2 separate regions of the Homo sapiens genome follow, and region 2 is linked to region 1. Evidence: chromatin loops called from intact Hi-C (ENCODE). Cell type or tissue: ascending aorta. All regions are shown on one strand. Links, peaks and the distances in the headings refer to the core of each region. The heading gives the core; the rest is flanking DNA.

Region 1 (7,913 bases), core at 1,164-6,163:
GGATGCTGCTAAACATCCTGTAATATGCAAGATCCCCTCTCCCTCCATCCCAACAGCAAAAAATTGTGTAGACCAAATTGCTAATAGTGCCAAGGTTGAGAAACTTCACTTCATATTAAAAAAGAAATGAAGAGCTCTTGGTTCCATGATTTCTTTTTTCTCTTTACTATGAAAAGAACTGGCTACTCACTTATACACTTCAATAAAATAAATCTATATAGGTGGTGATGATCATTAGGACAGTAGGTTAGTGGATAAATTTTAATATAGAACAAAAGAATCCCTCTCTTTAACTCTCCTAACCCAGATGGATTTTTCATTAAGAATTTCACAAACGTATCTTCAACAAACTCATAAAACATGCCTTTGCTCCTTGACCCTCTGTCAGAAAAAAATACATTAAGCCATTTTCCTCTTCAAAAATTTACATTATTATTAATTACCAAAACCTGCTATATAATTATGAAATAGCAGCATTAAAGAAAGAAAGAAGGATAGTCTACTTAGGCAAACTCAACTACACTTAAAAAAGAAATTATTAAAAATTGTTGAATATCATAATGTTTAGAAATTGCATGCTCTATCTTAATAAATTGAGTGCATTTGAAGCAACTACAAAATAATTGTCAGAACATGTATTTTAAGAAGGAAGGCATACCTTAATCATTAGGTCACTATAGTAGCTTATTCTTATCAAAGTGCTTATGAATTGTATTTTTGATATTTCAACTATGGAAGTTATAGAGAGAATATAGATTACTTTTGTGCTGTATTTTAGTTTACATTTATAAAGAATCCATTATAAAAAACCATGTAGACATATGACATTATTGCTTTATATGCATTTTGCATATATTCACAAAACAATTTAGAAAGAAAAAAACTTGAATTAAATAATTTTTTAATAGTTCAAAACCTTTTAAAATAAAACGACCTTCTCTTTTTAAAATCAGAAAATATAACAAGTTATAAGGAAGCAAATTAAGATTACATAATATATTAACAGGCAGAGGATGTTATTAAAATTTCATTCTTCCAGATTTATGCATATACTCATATGTAAATGGAACCATTCTGTTTTCCGTTTTATAACACATCTTTATTCTGTTATTTTGAGAACAATTAACTGGTTAAATACCATCATTTAATATGAAGTTTGGTCAAAAGGCTAATTGATGCTTCTTACAATACAACTAAGTATAATTAGCCTTCTGATAACCAGGTTATTTCTATTTATTTTATTTAGCCTTTCTGCTATAATTTTAATAAGAATCATTTCCTATTCACAAGAAAGACGTCTAAAAAAAGCCTCTCTAAAATACTTCAAGTGTAGTCTAGAATCCAGTAACCTTCATAAATACATTTTCTAAGTGATAAAAAATTTTTTGGCTAGTCTATACTCAATTTCTCTACATCCTTTTCTATGAAATACACATATGAACAAATGTACATAACTACATCTATTGATCACAGGATTAAATAAATAATTATAAATTATTCAGAATGCAAATAAACTTATTTTATATGGCCTTAAAGAATCTATCATAAATTTGGATATATACTTCTAAATGTTGTCAAAAACCATGATGAACCTGAGACTTTATGCTATTTGCAAGCTAAAAAACAAAGTCAGATGAAGTTTTATAAAGTTTTGCTGCAAACATCAGATTTCACATGCGCAGCAAAAGAATAGCTTATTACTCACTGCAGTAGTAGTACCTGATGTATGATCATTTTCTTGTGATGGTCCCATAGCCCGAATTCGCACAGGATGGTGAAACAAAGGCAAGGTGATGCCTGCAACTCCAGTGGGTTGCATAACACGGGAGGAACCACAAACTCAGAACCCCCCCCACCTGTTTTTGTGGTCTACAGGCAAACTCCCCTGTTGCCTTGGAGGGAGACACTCTATTGGACAGTAAGCTAAACTGCCCTTTGCTCCAGAGTGAGCCATTATTTCTGTCTTCCAAGTCTGTTGGTTATACAAACATCTTCAAAAAATTAATCTAGAACAGAGGGCTGTCAGTGTTGCTGCTTGCCAGATGTGCAGGAATGTTCCACTTCCCCAGAGAAGTGTCTCCCAACTTGTGGTAGCTTAATGATGAACAGATCATTTATTTGGACAACAATCTCAGCTAGATAATTTAGGTCTGGACTATCTAGTTTTATAGGGCTACATTGTTCAACATAGTACTAATGTGTTCTAAAACAAACATGTAAGTCAATAAAGAATATTGTAAATTCCCTCTTTGACATACCCTTTTATAACCATTATATATGAAAATATCTGATGTCATTCATATTTAATATTTCCATAGGGAGGTAGAATGTAAAATAAAGCATTTCCTTAAAGAGTGCATTATAGAGGCCAGGACCAGTGGTTTATGCCTGAAATCTGAGCACTTCGGGAGTCTGAAGCCAGTGGATTCCTTCAGCCCTGAGTTTGAGACCAGCCTGAACAACATAGCAAAACCCTGTCTCTACAAAAATTACAAAAATTAGCCAGGCCTGGTGGCCTGTGTGTGTAGCCTCAGCTATTTGGGAGACTTAGTGGGAAGATTACCTGACCTTGGGAAGTCGAGGCTGCGGTGACTCATGGTTGCACTACTGCACTCCAGCCTGGGCAGCACAGCAAGACCCTATCTAAAAAAAAACCATGATAACTTTCTGAAATAGGTAATAAACTATTCCAATATTACCACAATTATAAAGTCACCTCCCCACCCACCTCTGTTCCTTTCCCTTCCATTCACTGCTATCTAACATCAACCATATTTTCAGTTTCTTAGTTAACCTTTTAGTTTTCTTTATCTAGATATAAACAAATGTGAGTAAATTCTTATTTTACCAGTTTCTTTCTTTCTTTCTTTCTTTTTTTCAAGACGGAGTTTCACTCTTGTTGCCCAGGCTGCAGTGCAATGGCGCAATCTTAGCTCACTGCAACCTTTGCCTCTCAGGTTCAAGCGATTCTCTTGCCTCAGCCTCCCAAGTAGTTGGGATTACAGGCTCCCAAAAGCATGCCCAACGAGTTTTTGTATTTTTAGTAGAGATGGGGTTTCATCATGTTGGCCAGGCTGGTCTTGAACTCCTGACCTCAGGTGATCCACCTGCCTCAGCCTCCCAAAGTGCTGGGATTACAGGCATGAGTCACTGTGCCCAGCTTATTTTACCAGTTTCTTAAACAAAAAATAGCATTCTATTTCACAATTCTCCTTGTAGTCTTACTTTTTACATATTAAATCATTTCTCCCATGTCTATAGAAAGCTTCTTCATCTTTTTTTATCTGCATAGTTTAATTAATATACTTTAGTTTCAATTACTTTAGTTTCAATTACAAAAGTCTTTATCATTGAATAAATTACTGGTTTCTAATCTCTTGCTACTACAACAATGCAAAGATTTATTGTATATATGTCACTCTGCACCTGTGCATGAATAACTTCAGGACAAATTACAGAAATAACATTGCTGGATCAAAGGAAAAATGTCTTTGTAATTTTTGATAAACATTGCCAATTACTCCTCTTTAGGAGCTGTATCATTTTGTACTCTCACCAACAGTGTATAATATTGCTTGTTTTCATAGAGCTTTACTTAGTGATTCTCAAACTGGGGATTCATCTGGAAATGATAAAATTGGCCCATAATACACACCATATACTAGTGTAAATTTCAAGTGGATTAATTACTCAAATGCCAAAAAAATCAGAAAGCCATAAATATTGGAAGAAAACATAAATGGATTGTTTGTATACCTGGATAGATAAAAGTGTTTCAAACGGAAACACACATACACATATACACACAGACATCTTCTGCATGTCAATTATAATAAAATATAATAATAATAATAAATACAGAAAACTCTGAAAGGAGATTCGATTGGGGAACAATAGCTGATTTACTATTGATATATTAAGCCAGTAATGAAAACACGTGCTGCTGTTTCATAAATAGACAAACTGACCAAAAAAAAAAAAAAATAGAAAGGAAACAAAAATGAAAGACCATATACAGACTCAAATACCTATGAGAATTTAATAAGTCATTTTAGAGCAATTAAAGACTGACTGTTCTACCTTATTGCACCTTTAATTTTTTCTTGTTTCTCTAAAGGATTCATATTTTAATTTCTATTTATTTTCTGATTTTTTCAGTTCTCTTTTCACTTTTATAGATTGTCTGACCATGTCTTTCATGAATGGATTTCTGTCCTGACATTTTCCTTCATTGTCTGATGAGTTCACCATTATTATAAATGTTTTAATTCATGGCAGACTGTTCGCAATGTTTATCTGTTCTATGGTAATGTCTACTTAATGAATATTTTTGTAGGAAAATTTTATCATTCTCTGCCATTTTTCTAATCCTTATTTGAATATTTTCCCTCTTCCTTTTTGGTCACCCATATTTGGGTGAGTGTTATTTTATGGACCAGATTTTTTAAGAGATTTCTGCCTGGGATGGATGGGGGCACAAATAAGAGTAATGGAAAAGATATCTTGCCTTTGTATTTAAAGGTTTGTTCCTCATCTGACACAAATAACTACTGTTTCCTTCAAAAGCGGTGCTTCTGTCCTGCCTTTGCTGCCTCTTTAACATTAAGTAAGTGAGGTAGCCTTTTTCTTTCCTGGCCTATTCTCCCAGATTCCCTCATCAGCTGTGGTGCACCATGAATGCATCTAGCGGACATTAAGATTCCCTTGCTTTTGGAAGATGATTTTTGCTGCTTCTTTCAGAGCTTTCTATTCTATAAATTTTTTTCAAACTTTTCTCTCTCCCTTTACTCCTGCTTCTATAAAACAAATCTGGTATGTTCACAGCTTTTTTTTACTAACGGGGGGCACTCACTTTTTGCGAGTGCTTTTTACCTGGAGTTGTGTGAGATTCACCATTGCTGGGGTTCTTAGTTCTTCCAGTTCTGCAGCTTAGCTTCTGTGCAACTTCTTGCAGAAATTCCTACACGGCTCTACTGGTCTGGTTTTTTTTTTGTGTGTGTGGTGGGGGAGTGGGGCAGGGGGACAACACTTTAGAGAAAACTGTGATTTTTAAGTTTTGTACTTCATAATTTATATAAAAATAATTTTATGTTATTTCAGTTTTATTTTTTTCAGGAGGAGAAATGGTAAGACTCAGCAGTAAGTTACCACAACATTCATACTAATCATCTTTTTAATTTTTTAAAAATAAGGGGCTTGATGCTCATTTTTAAATTAAAACTACAACATTTAATCAAGAAAAAAAGAAAGAAAAATAAAACAAAACAAAAAAGATTCTAAACTGGATTGAGTGGCAGCCGATCTTAAAGCATGTAGCACTGTTTATATCTATTTTTAACATTATTAAACATAAACATTTTATCCTAGTCACAAGGTCTGCTCTTTTCTCATATAATGCTGAATCTTTTGATCTTTTATTAATAATTATAATAAGACTATTCTATTTAATAGAAATAATAGCACATACATTTTTAATGAATATTGTTTTTCATAATATCCATTACAGGGAGCTTGAAAGTATTCCACTGGATATTGCTACTTATCTAATCATTGCAGGAAAATATTTAAAATTCTTGCAGGGATACATTCAATCAACAATGGAAAACCATTTATTTATAGTAACTGAATATTTCTTTTGAGCCAATATCTACTTTTCTTTCCAAAATTCTTATCGTAACCTTGTAAGTTCCTGTGTGTTCTGAGTCCTTGCCATTTCTTTTGAGTCATTTCCTATCTTTATTCCATTTGCTAACTCTGCTCTAGTCTTACTGACTTTTTAGTGTTCCTCAGATGATTCAAGCATACCATTACCTTAGGGTTTTTCATTTGCTGTTCTCTCTGCCTGGAATATTCTTCTTAGAGTTATCATCTTTGCTTATTTCCACATGTATGTCGGGTCTCTGCTCAAATGCAATATTGAGAGGCCTTTCTTGGATACCCTATATAATACTCCCAGACCAGTTTTCTGCTTTATTTTTAATCACAGCATGAACATATCATATTTTTATGTCTTATTATGTTTAATATCTTGTAAGCCTCACAACATTAAAATTAATGTTTCATAGAAAGTAACTACTTGATTCATTGTCTTCACTGTTATATCCCTAGTGTTAAAACAGTGCCCAGCACCAAGTACCCAATAAATATTTCTTAACTAATTTATTCAGTCCTTCCCTTCTCACCTGTCCATTTAGCTTATTTTCACTTCCTCCTTTTCTACCATTTTTTGGTCCAGGTCTATCCTGATTGATCTTACAGACCCTGTCAAGAAAACGTGCATAGTATGAGATAAAAAAGATGATGTAGACTGGATCTCAGCAACACGCTTATGGGATAAGTGCAATGTATTTGTCCAAAATGCTTTATTATATTTTGTTTTAGGGAAATAAACTAACCCCAAACTAAGCCAATAACCCTTTAAACTAAGGATTTGGCTTAAACCTTTGCTTGTTTATTATTGAGCACAAGTCCACAGGTGTGCTGATTTGAGTAGATTAGATTACTCTGGATGGGTTAGGTTGACTAATCTCAGCTGAGCTCATTCATGCATCTACAATTAATTTGAGGGTTTTCTGGGCTGTGGCTGATCTAAGATGGCCTTGCCTAGGTGAGGTCAATACATGTGGTCTCTCTCATCCTCCAGCAGCCTAGCTAGTGCTTATTCCCATGGTAGTTTCAGGGTTTAATGAAGAGCAGAAGCATTGGCCATAACAAATCACAAAGCTACCCCAGATTCAAAGATTAGGAAAAGAGTCTCCACTCTTGATAGCAACAGCTATGAAGTCATACTGCATTGCAAACAGTGTGCAAATAGGGGGGAGTAATTGAAACTGTTTGTGTTACCAATGTTCCAACCTTTCCAATGTGGGACTACCTTACCCTCATCTCCGTATTCCTGTCAATTTCAGTGATTATTCCACTGCCTACTGAGTAAGCATGTAACTCAAGATGTGGGCCAGTTGTATCCCAGACCTTTGATTTAGTGGTTGATCAGGGCTGGGAATATAACCACACAATCATAATATACCCTGATATTTAACTTGTAGATTGATATGGTTTGGCTGTGTCCGCACCCTAAATCTCATCTTGAATTGTAATCTCCATAGCCCACACGTGTCAAGGAAGAGACCAGGTAAAAGTAATTGAATCATGGGGGCAGGTTCCCCCATGCTGTTCTCGTGATAGTGAGTGAGTTCTCACGAGATCTGATGGTTTTTATAAGTGTTTGGTAGTTCCTCCTTCGTTCATTCTCTTTCCTGCTGCCTTGTGAAGGATGTCCCTTGCTTCCCCTTTGCCTTCTGCTGTGATTGTAAGTTTCCTGAGGCCTCCCCAGCTATGCTGAACTGTGAGTCAATTAAACCTCTTTCCTTTCTAAATTACCCGGTCTCGGGCAGTTCCTTATAGCAGTGTGTAAACAGACTAATACATAGAAAAACATCTCAGAAACGTCTTCTTTTTAGAATAAAAGCTGAAAATATACATGCAGAAAAAGAGAAAGCTGACAAAAGGAGATATGAGAGATAAAGGGAGAAATAAAGTCCTGACACAGTATTTTAGCCCCTGCATCAGACGTTCTGGTGTTAGAAGCAATCTAGATTCCCAGAAGTCACATCTACATTTTAAAATAAATCCTACTCTCTCACAAAGCTGGTTTGAAGTAGGTTAGTGTATGCTTCAAACTGAAGTAGTCCTGACAAACACATCGGAGATAAACCTACGGGATATATCTGCAAGAAGATGGAGTGTTATAAATTCACTTGAATGTTTCTTGCCTATTGTTGATGTAATACATTAATAAGTTGAGTACAATTGACTCAATGCCAGAAGTAAGATTTGTCATGAATTAATAATTTTAGGATTATCTGCCTAGGCATTTCACTAGCATGGAATGTTCACATATAATAGAATTATTT
Region 2 (7,913 bases), core at 2,012-7,011, 610 kb after region 1:
AAAACCCACATAGTTTTAAAGAAATTTTATCAGGTGGGAATGCAAGAACAGGGACAGTATAAATTTAAAAGGAAGTTGGATTTCAGGATTTCTGTGAGCAGAAAGCTAGCTGCGAACACTCAGCTGCAAACACCAGTCACTTCTTATGTAAAAGGAAGGATGATTCAGACAACAAAATCAAGACCCAGAAGGCAGACCAAAGAGGTATGATAAATCATTCCTAGGCAATAAGACTGAGCCATCATCAAGAAACTGGCAACATGTACTCAGCTGGATTTCAGAATTGCTATGAATCAGTGACTCTGATTGCCTCCCATCTTACCTATTTTGAATGGAATTGTATCAGTTCTTCTATATGTGAGCCATCATTGTATGTTAGCTATATGGTGGGCAGATAACTTGTCTCTTTAGATCATAGATCTACAGGTTGAGAGAAACAGCACTGAAGGAGCTGTACTGAAACAACCACAGGCACAGAGCTTCTTACGTGCATGGATCTCATTTAGATAACAGGATACTAAAACCTCAAACCTGAGTGTGATATTACAATATATGAGACATTTGAAAGTCTTGAGAGGGAGTGAGTGTATTTTGCACGTAGTGAAAGTATAAGTACTTGTGATACGAAGGTGGACCATGCCCTCAAGTTCTTGACAATCTTCATTCATTTAAGAGGTAGGGGCTATGTTAACTTTCCTTGAACCTGGACAGGATATTGTGACTAACTTGAAGAACAGAATATGGTAGAAAAATACTGTGCAACTTTAGAGAAACATTTGTTCAGCTTGTGCCAGTCTTTTTGAGGACATTGTCTCTTTAAGAACGTAACCATCATGTAAAGAAACCCAGGTACCCTAAGGCCACCGTGTAGAGCAGTGGTCCCCAAACTTTTTGACACCAGGGACTAGTTTCATAGAAAAGAATTTTTCCATGGAGGGGGTGGGATGGTTTGGGGATGAAACTGACCCACCTCAGATAAACAGACATTAGTTAGACACTCATAAGGAGCATGCAGCCTAGATTTCTTACCTGCACAGTTCACAATAGGGTTCTGGTTCTTGCTCCTATAAGAATCTAATGACCCCGCTGATCTGACAGGAGGTGAAGCTTAGGTGGTAATGGTCCCTTGCCTGCTGTTCACCTCCTGCTGTGCAGCCTGGTTCCTAGCAGACCACAGATGGGTAGTGGTCCATGGTCAGGGGATTGGGGACCCCTGATGTAGAGAGATCAAGTAAAGAAACCATATACAGAGAGGAGATGTCCATGCAGCCTCTACTGTTTCAGCACTAGTTGTTTAATTCTTTCTAGCCCAGGCCCTGGCTATGCAAGTGATAGGCCTTTTAAGATAACCCCATCCTCAGACATTGTGTGACTGCTGCTGCATGAAAGACACAGGTGAGACAAACACTCACATGCTGAGCCCACTCAACTGCTGAGTTCATGAACAAAATAATTGATTGCTACTGTTTTAAGCTACTGTTTGGGGCTTTTATACCACAACAGGTAACCAACACAAGAACTATTGAAATACTGAGAACATTTGTTTGTTTGTTTAGAAAAAAACATAAACAATGGGTCAGTTACAGAGTTTATTTTACCATCATGGTTTAGATCAGGGTTTCTCAACAATGGTGTTAGGCATTTAAAGCCCGGCAATTTTGTTGTGGGGGGCTTGCCTATGCATTGTAGGCTATTTAACAGCATCATTAGTTTGTATCAATAGAGAATACAACCTTCCCATCCCCCATTATGACCAACAAAAACGTCTACAGACACTGCCAGATGTCTTCTGGGGATGAAATTCCTCCTGATTAAAATAACTGGTTAACATAAATTTTCAGAAAGGATAGTAAGGGAAAAAGAAACCTGGAAGAGAAGAGTATAAAACTTAGCCAAAAATTTATATCAAATTTCCTAATAATAAACTGTGAAGTAGAAACAGTATTGAAACAAGAACGTTCTAGAATTAGACACTGCAAAATCATCAAAATATTCATGCTACCCATACATATATAAGTATGTAAAATTAGGTTTCCATTAAGTTATGGATTTGTTGAGGCTCACCTTGAGTGTTTATTTCTTGCACTTTTTTCCTCTTATTTCATGTTTCAGCTGATTTTTATGTTATCTTCCATTGTTTGAATAAAAACAATTTATAAAGTAATGACTTTCCAAGAGATGAGTTTTTATTTTCTCTCAGAAAACCTCACAACTTAGCATTTTAGGCTTTTGAAATACTTATCAGGAAAAAATCACTAATCAAGACTAACAAAATATGCTATGTATTTCTGACAGCATAATCTACTTCTTCAAATTTTGAAGATAATTGCAAGGCAACCTACAATTCAGAAAGGAAATAATATCAGAACTGTTAGTCATGGAAAAGGAACAAAGGGGTTAGGACTAAAGGTGAGGGAAAACTAAGTTTTAATACAAAATTCTTGCTTTCTCTTGTAGTATCAATGTTTTAAATTATTGACATGATATTTCTATTTTTTCAAATTTTATTGAATTTATATTCTTATATAAGGTGTTTAAGAATGAACTCTGTGTAGTTTGTTGTAATTTGTTATATTTGCTTCAAATTTGTCTTTCTGAGCTTTTTTTTTTGTAATAATTATAATTACAAGTTTTCTTCTTGATGTCTGTTTTTTAAAAAAATTGTGCTCTAAGGCAGAGGAAGTCCTTTGGCCAAAAAAAGAGCACAACATTTGATTATTTTTTCCCATTCTGAGGTCAGTTTCAATTGCAGGTTGTCACAAACCATGAGAAACCATGATTGGGTTAAAGCAAATTCATTTTCATTATTAGAGCAAATCTATCACTACTACAATGACAACAGCTTAGATTATAGTATATAGTGCTAGGAGGTAGGAAGAATCAACTGCATATTTCAAGGGCAGGGAATACCCGAACTCTCCCAAAACTAGCATACTTTTGTTTACAGTGGAAGTCTAGGTAAACTAGTGTCTTATCCCCATCTCAACTTAACTTTCAAATATATGAAACATTATCTTTCACTTGGTAACTGGCATCTCCCTATTATAAGGCATGTATCTGTCATCAGTTGACAGCTACCACTTATCAGAGGAATAGGACATTTGTTGCACAGAGCATTCAAATATATTAAAGCCATTTTTCTCCTTTCTACAAATTTTGTATAGTGCAATGACATATGAATCAATTGGCAAACTATTAATAACTTCTCAATGAGTTTACCCCCTTCATTTTTCAGAAGGGAAAGGAATTGAAGAGCTGAATAGATCCAGCATGCCAGTACATTTACCCTTTTACTGCTTTTCATTTTAAAGTTACTATCTTTTTTGCAAGGGCAAGATACTAAATGAGATGATTTATATTTTTTCATGTTTGCTTTCAAAGATTAATGAACACCACCAAAAGGAATAAAAAAAGATAATATTAGGTAGGGCCAACATATGAAGCAGAGGCAGTAGTTAATATATAAACTAAAATTGCACTGTTGTCCACCAAAATGGTTTATTTCTTAATTTTTATGTTTATTTGAATTAATTTGGCACAAATTCAGTAGTTTTAATTAATAGTAAATTAATAGTTTGTCCTGTTTAATGTTTATATGTACCTCCTGTATGGGATGACTGATGGTTTATAAACACCTTTGGCAATTAGTGGGCAGTTTACTGTATCTTTTGGAAAACCAGTGGGACTATTTTTCACAATAGTAACAAACAAAATACAACATACCAACATATTATATAGTTATCTGCCTGAAACAACACATCTTACATTATGAGTAGATTAACTAATCTCAGGTGGATAAATTGAAGCAAATAATAGCACAATTTCTAGTTTTGTTTGCTCTTTCCTTTTCAGTAGCACAATTTCTAGTTTTGTTTGCTCTTTCCTTTTCAGAAACACAACAAAACTACTTGATTTGAAAGTACATTTTTGTAAAAGCCCAATATTTTCCCTTTTGAAATTTAGGTAACATGATTACTAAACTTTAACCATTCATACACAGAATAATAATCTAAAACTGATGCTGATCTAAGACATCAAATAAGTCTAGCTAAAGCATATTATAGTGACAGAGTAAAAGGAGTAGACTTCCTTAGCTGTGTGTACAGTAAATATTGCTTAGGACAAGAAAAGAGCACAAGAATAATGCTTAAGAGCCTAAGTGTAGAAATCTGTCAGCTTTGCGATTGAAGCTTGGGTCTTAAATTTTTTTGTTCTGTGATTATGCCTTGATGTTTGCACAAACCACAACATGGAGCAAGATTGACTCTCTAAAAGTTTAAACTTTTTACTCAAGTATAATATACATACAGAAAAACATACAGCTTGGTAGTTTGCACAAACACCAAACAATAATATAATCAGCACCCAGATCAAGAAACAGAGCATAACCAACAGCCAGAATCTTCCCTTATGCTCCTCACCCATCAGCTACTGCCACTCCCTCTCCAAGAATAGCTTCTACTTTAATTTCTAAGTGTACAAATTAGCATGCTTGCTTTTTTGTTTCTGTTTTCTTGGTATGGTAGTTTACTTTAAGAAAAAAATTACAAAGTATGTTTAAGTAATAGAAAAGACAGCTGTTATAACTGAAATTCAGATTCTTGAAAACTTGTTTAAAAGATTTTGTGTGGGGATAAACATGCCTGAATAAATTAGTTTTATTGTTATATCATTACCCACTTTTAAAAGTAAAGGGCTATTTAGGAATTATATATAATTATACAAAGTTTGAATTAAACATAACGAGATAAGTTTCCATGTGACATGGTGAAATTATCACAACTTCTAATTATTTCTCAAATATGCTGTATGTTATGAAGTGAACTTAAGAAAAGTTTCTGTTCATTTATGGTTAAAGCCCTCTTTTTCTAACTCCTCATATAATAGCTATTATTGTTTTAATATCTTCTTAAATAATTTCTCTCTTATTCTCGTTACATCTTTCTTCTACCCTTTCTTCCTTCCTACTTTAATTCTTTCCTTCCTTCCTTCCTTCCTTCCTTCCTTCCTTCCTTCCTTTTTCCCTTCCACCTCTTTCCTCACTCCTTCTCTGTATTATTCCATTTTCACACTACTGATAAAGACATACTGGAGACTGGGTAATTTATAAAGAAAAAGAGGTTTAATGGACTCACAGTTCTGCATGGCTGGGAAGGCCTCACAGTCATGGTGGAAGGCGAAAGGTATGTCTTACATGGTGGCAGGCAAAGAGCAAATGAAGAGCCAAGTGAAAGGAGTTTCCCCTTATAAAATCATCAGATTTTGTGAGACCTATTCACTACCACAGGAACAGTATGGAGGAAACCACCCTCATGATTCAATTATCTCCCACCGGGTCCCTCCCACAACACGTGGGAATTACAGGAGCTACAATTCAAGATGAGATTTGGGTGGGGACACAGCCAAACAATATCATTCTCTGCCTCCCTGCTTTGTATGTATTTACTGTAAATTAACCACATGTCAAATACTGAGGTAGACACTGAGAACATAACACAAGAACATTAGTATACTTGTCTTCAAAGTGCAACTTATATATGGAGGTAGAAGAGACTTAAGCCAACAAAAAAGTGAAATGCTAACCTGCATTTTGGTAAAAATACTGAAGTATTTTCTCTCTGTCTTTATTTTGTCCCTTAATTTCCATAATTGGAATAGATGTCCTTTATCCATTCAATGGATGCCTATCAGATTTAGCTTTCTATAAAAATTTCAAGTTAAATTTTTGTTAAGATGATAATAAAATTTAGTGCTGTTGCTTCCTATATGAAATTTCTGCAATGCTCGTGAGGACTCACATGATGCAATAAAACATACTATGTGCAAACCATTTTCTAATATGCTTCTAGCATACCTGTCTACATCACAGGCCAATATAATAAATGTTTAAAATATGAATTAATAACTAAAGGGGGCTCTGAATTACATAATAATGTAATACATAAGTCCGTAGGTGCTGAGGCCTAAAGTCAAATCTTTTCTCCTTCACTTTCAAGCTATGGGACTTTGGAAAAGTTACTAAAATTATTCAAGCCTCAGATTCCTCATCCTTAAAATAGAGATATCAATGGTGCTGACTTCATAGGAGTTTTTAAGAAAATAAAATGAACTCATATATATAAAACTACTAATACATTGTAAAAGCTCAGAAAATAGTTTAGCTAATGTTTTTGCATTCATAACTATTCATTTCCTAACTTTACTCAATATTTTCATGAAACTATCCTTTCTTGTAGCATATAGTCTTCAAAAAGTTAAAAATACATATCTTTACTATAGAGGTAGAAGCCCTTATAATTCCACAAATATTAATTTTATAATATTAATTTATAACAGATGCATTCATTATGATGTGAGAACCCAAAAAGATGAATGAATATTTTCAGAATAAGATGATACATCCTCAGAGGGTAGGGTCACCCTAATAGTTGTTGGTTGAATGTTCAACAGCTGTTTGAACATATTGTCATTTGGGAGAAAAAAGAACCAATTCATCAAAATCAACAGTACTCACAGAGGGAGTTGTACAGTCTCATAGCTACCTTTATATCAAATCTACTCTTTAAAAAACAACATGTAAACCATCTGTTATACATAAGAAGACACAAGTTAACAGTAACACTGTTATTTTCAACATAAGTGGAATCCCTTAATGTAATTGTATAAATAGCATGGTGTGTGTGTGTGTGTGTATGTGTGTGCAGCCTTATGTATTTGAGTGGAACAATTCCATAACGATTAAATAGAATCAAAACTGGGTCTACAGACAGTTTCAGAATAAATAGTAGAAAATTGCAGATGGACTAAAATGTCACAATGCTAAACTTTTAACAAAATTTCTATCCATGAAATGATTTTATCAATGCTTATTACTCGTCTTATAGGGGAAGGATGGCTTTTTGTTTTCTGGCTTAATGTTATAAATCGATAGGTATTGGGTGGTGGAAAAATATAGACTCTGTTAGAGAATGGAGCCAGAGGAGGCAAAATTGTCTACAATCGGCAGCTACCTTTTATGTGTGAACTCAGTAGAGCTTTTCCTTCCTGGTACCTGACTTGAGACTATAAGCACCCTGGCTACTCGATTCTCACCTTCCTCAAAATTAATTTTGTTTCTACTGTGGCTAGAAGATGAACATATTTTTAAAAACTCAAGTTAGTGATTCATGCTAAAGAAAACAAGCCAGTTTTCAAAAATAATAGTTTCGTCATGAGTCACAGTGACATCAGATGGCATAAATGCTTTGTCAAGTGGATCTTACTCAAGAGATTCCAGCATCCCCTAAATGACTCATTGCTCTTGTGCTGATAAAACACAGCCCAGCATATTTCTTTCCCCACGTTTTTTGAGTTTCTCCTGTTGACTTATACAAACTGTCTGAAGTTTTTCTTATTTTTTATGGTTAGTCATTGATTATGTTATTCATGGATCGAGAACTGATAAACATCTTAATTTCAGAAAACACTTTCTTGCTCCCTATGCCATCCTTTTATATATTTTTTTGAGTTGGAATGTTGTATTTTATTGTTGCAGGGTAAAGAAGCATAAATTCTGTATGTATACATTCCAAAAATATTTCAACTTTTAAAAATTGTGGATATCTTTTAAATATAAGTTTATAAGTTATTTATTCTCCAAACGTATCTTTTATTACAATATTAAATTTATTATCTTCTCATTTAATAAATAAATGAAATGGGAAACTGCCACAAATTTAGAATCTAAAGGGTTTATTGTATATGCAGGTACTTATCTAACATAAGAAATCATCACCAGCACATGGCAATATATCAAAATTGAAATCCTCTCCATTTAAAATTGTAGTCTGCTCCCAGGGCAGGACAGATTTTGTGGGCATATGATCTGTGCAGTTAAACAGTCCCCACAGTTAAAAGGTCATCATGGTTTATGG

What was found. Peaks named below come from ENCODE experiments on the same cell type or tissue, not always from the same donor. Only the 100,000 strongest peaks of a DNase experiment are listed, where the experiment ranks them.
Region 2: a loop joins it to region 1, with 2.7 times the contacts of the local background. A loop is called at or near these places in 1 of 110 quality-filtered maps.

What each region holds. Positions count from the first base shown.
Region 1 is chr12:87,321,339-87,329,251 of GRCh38, reverse strand. No RefSeq gene overlaps it. Among named protein-coding and RNA genes, the nearest start is that of LINC02258, 440 kb to the left of the region's middle. In ascending aorta, for the core only: no CTCF peak of the experiment used is centred there; no DNase peak of the experiment used is centred there; H3K27ac peaks cover 1,010 bases.
Region 2 is chr12:86,711,881-86,719,793 of GRCh38, reverse strand. It overlaps a transcript of MGAT4C not described here. Among named protein-coding and RNA genes, the nearest start is that of MIR3059, 29 kb to the left of the region's middle. In ascending aorta, for the core only: no CTCF peak of the experiment used is centred there; no DNase peak of the experiment used is centred there.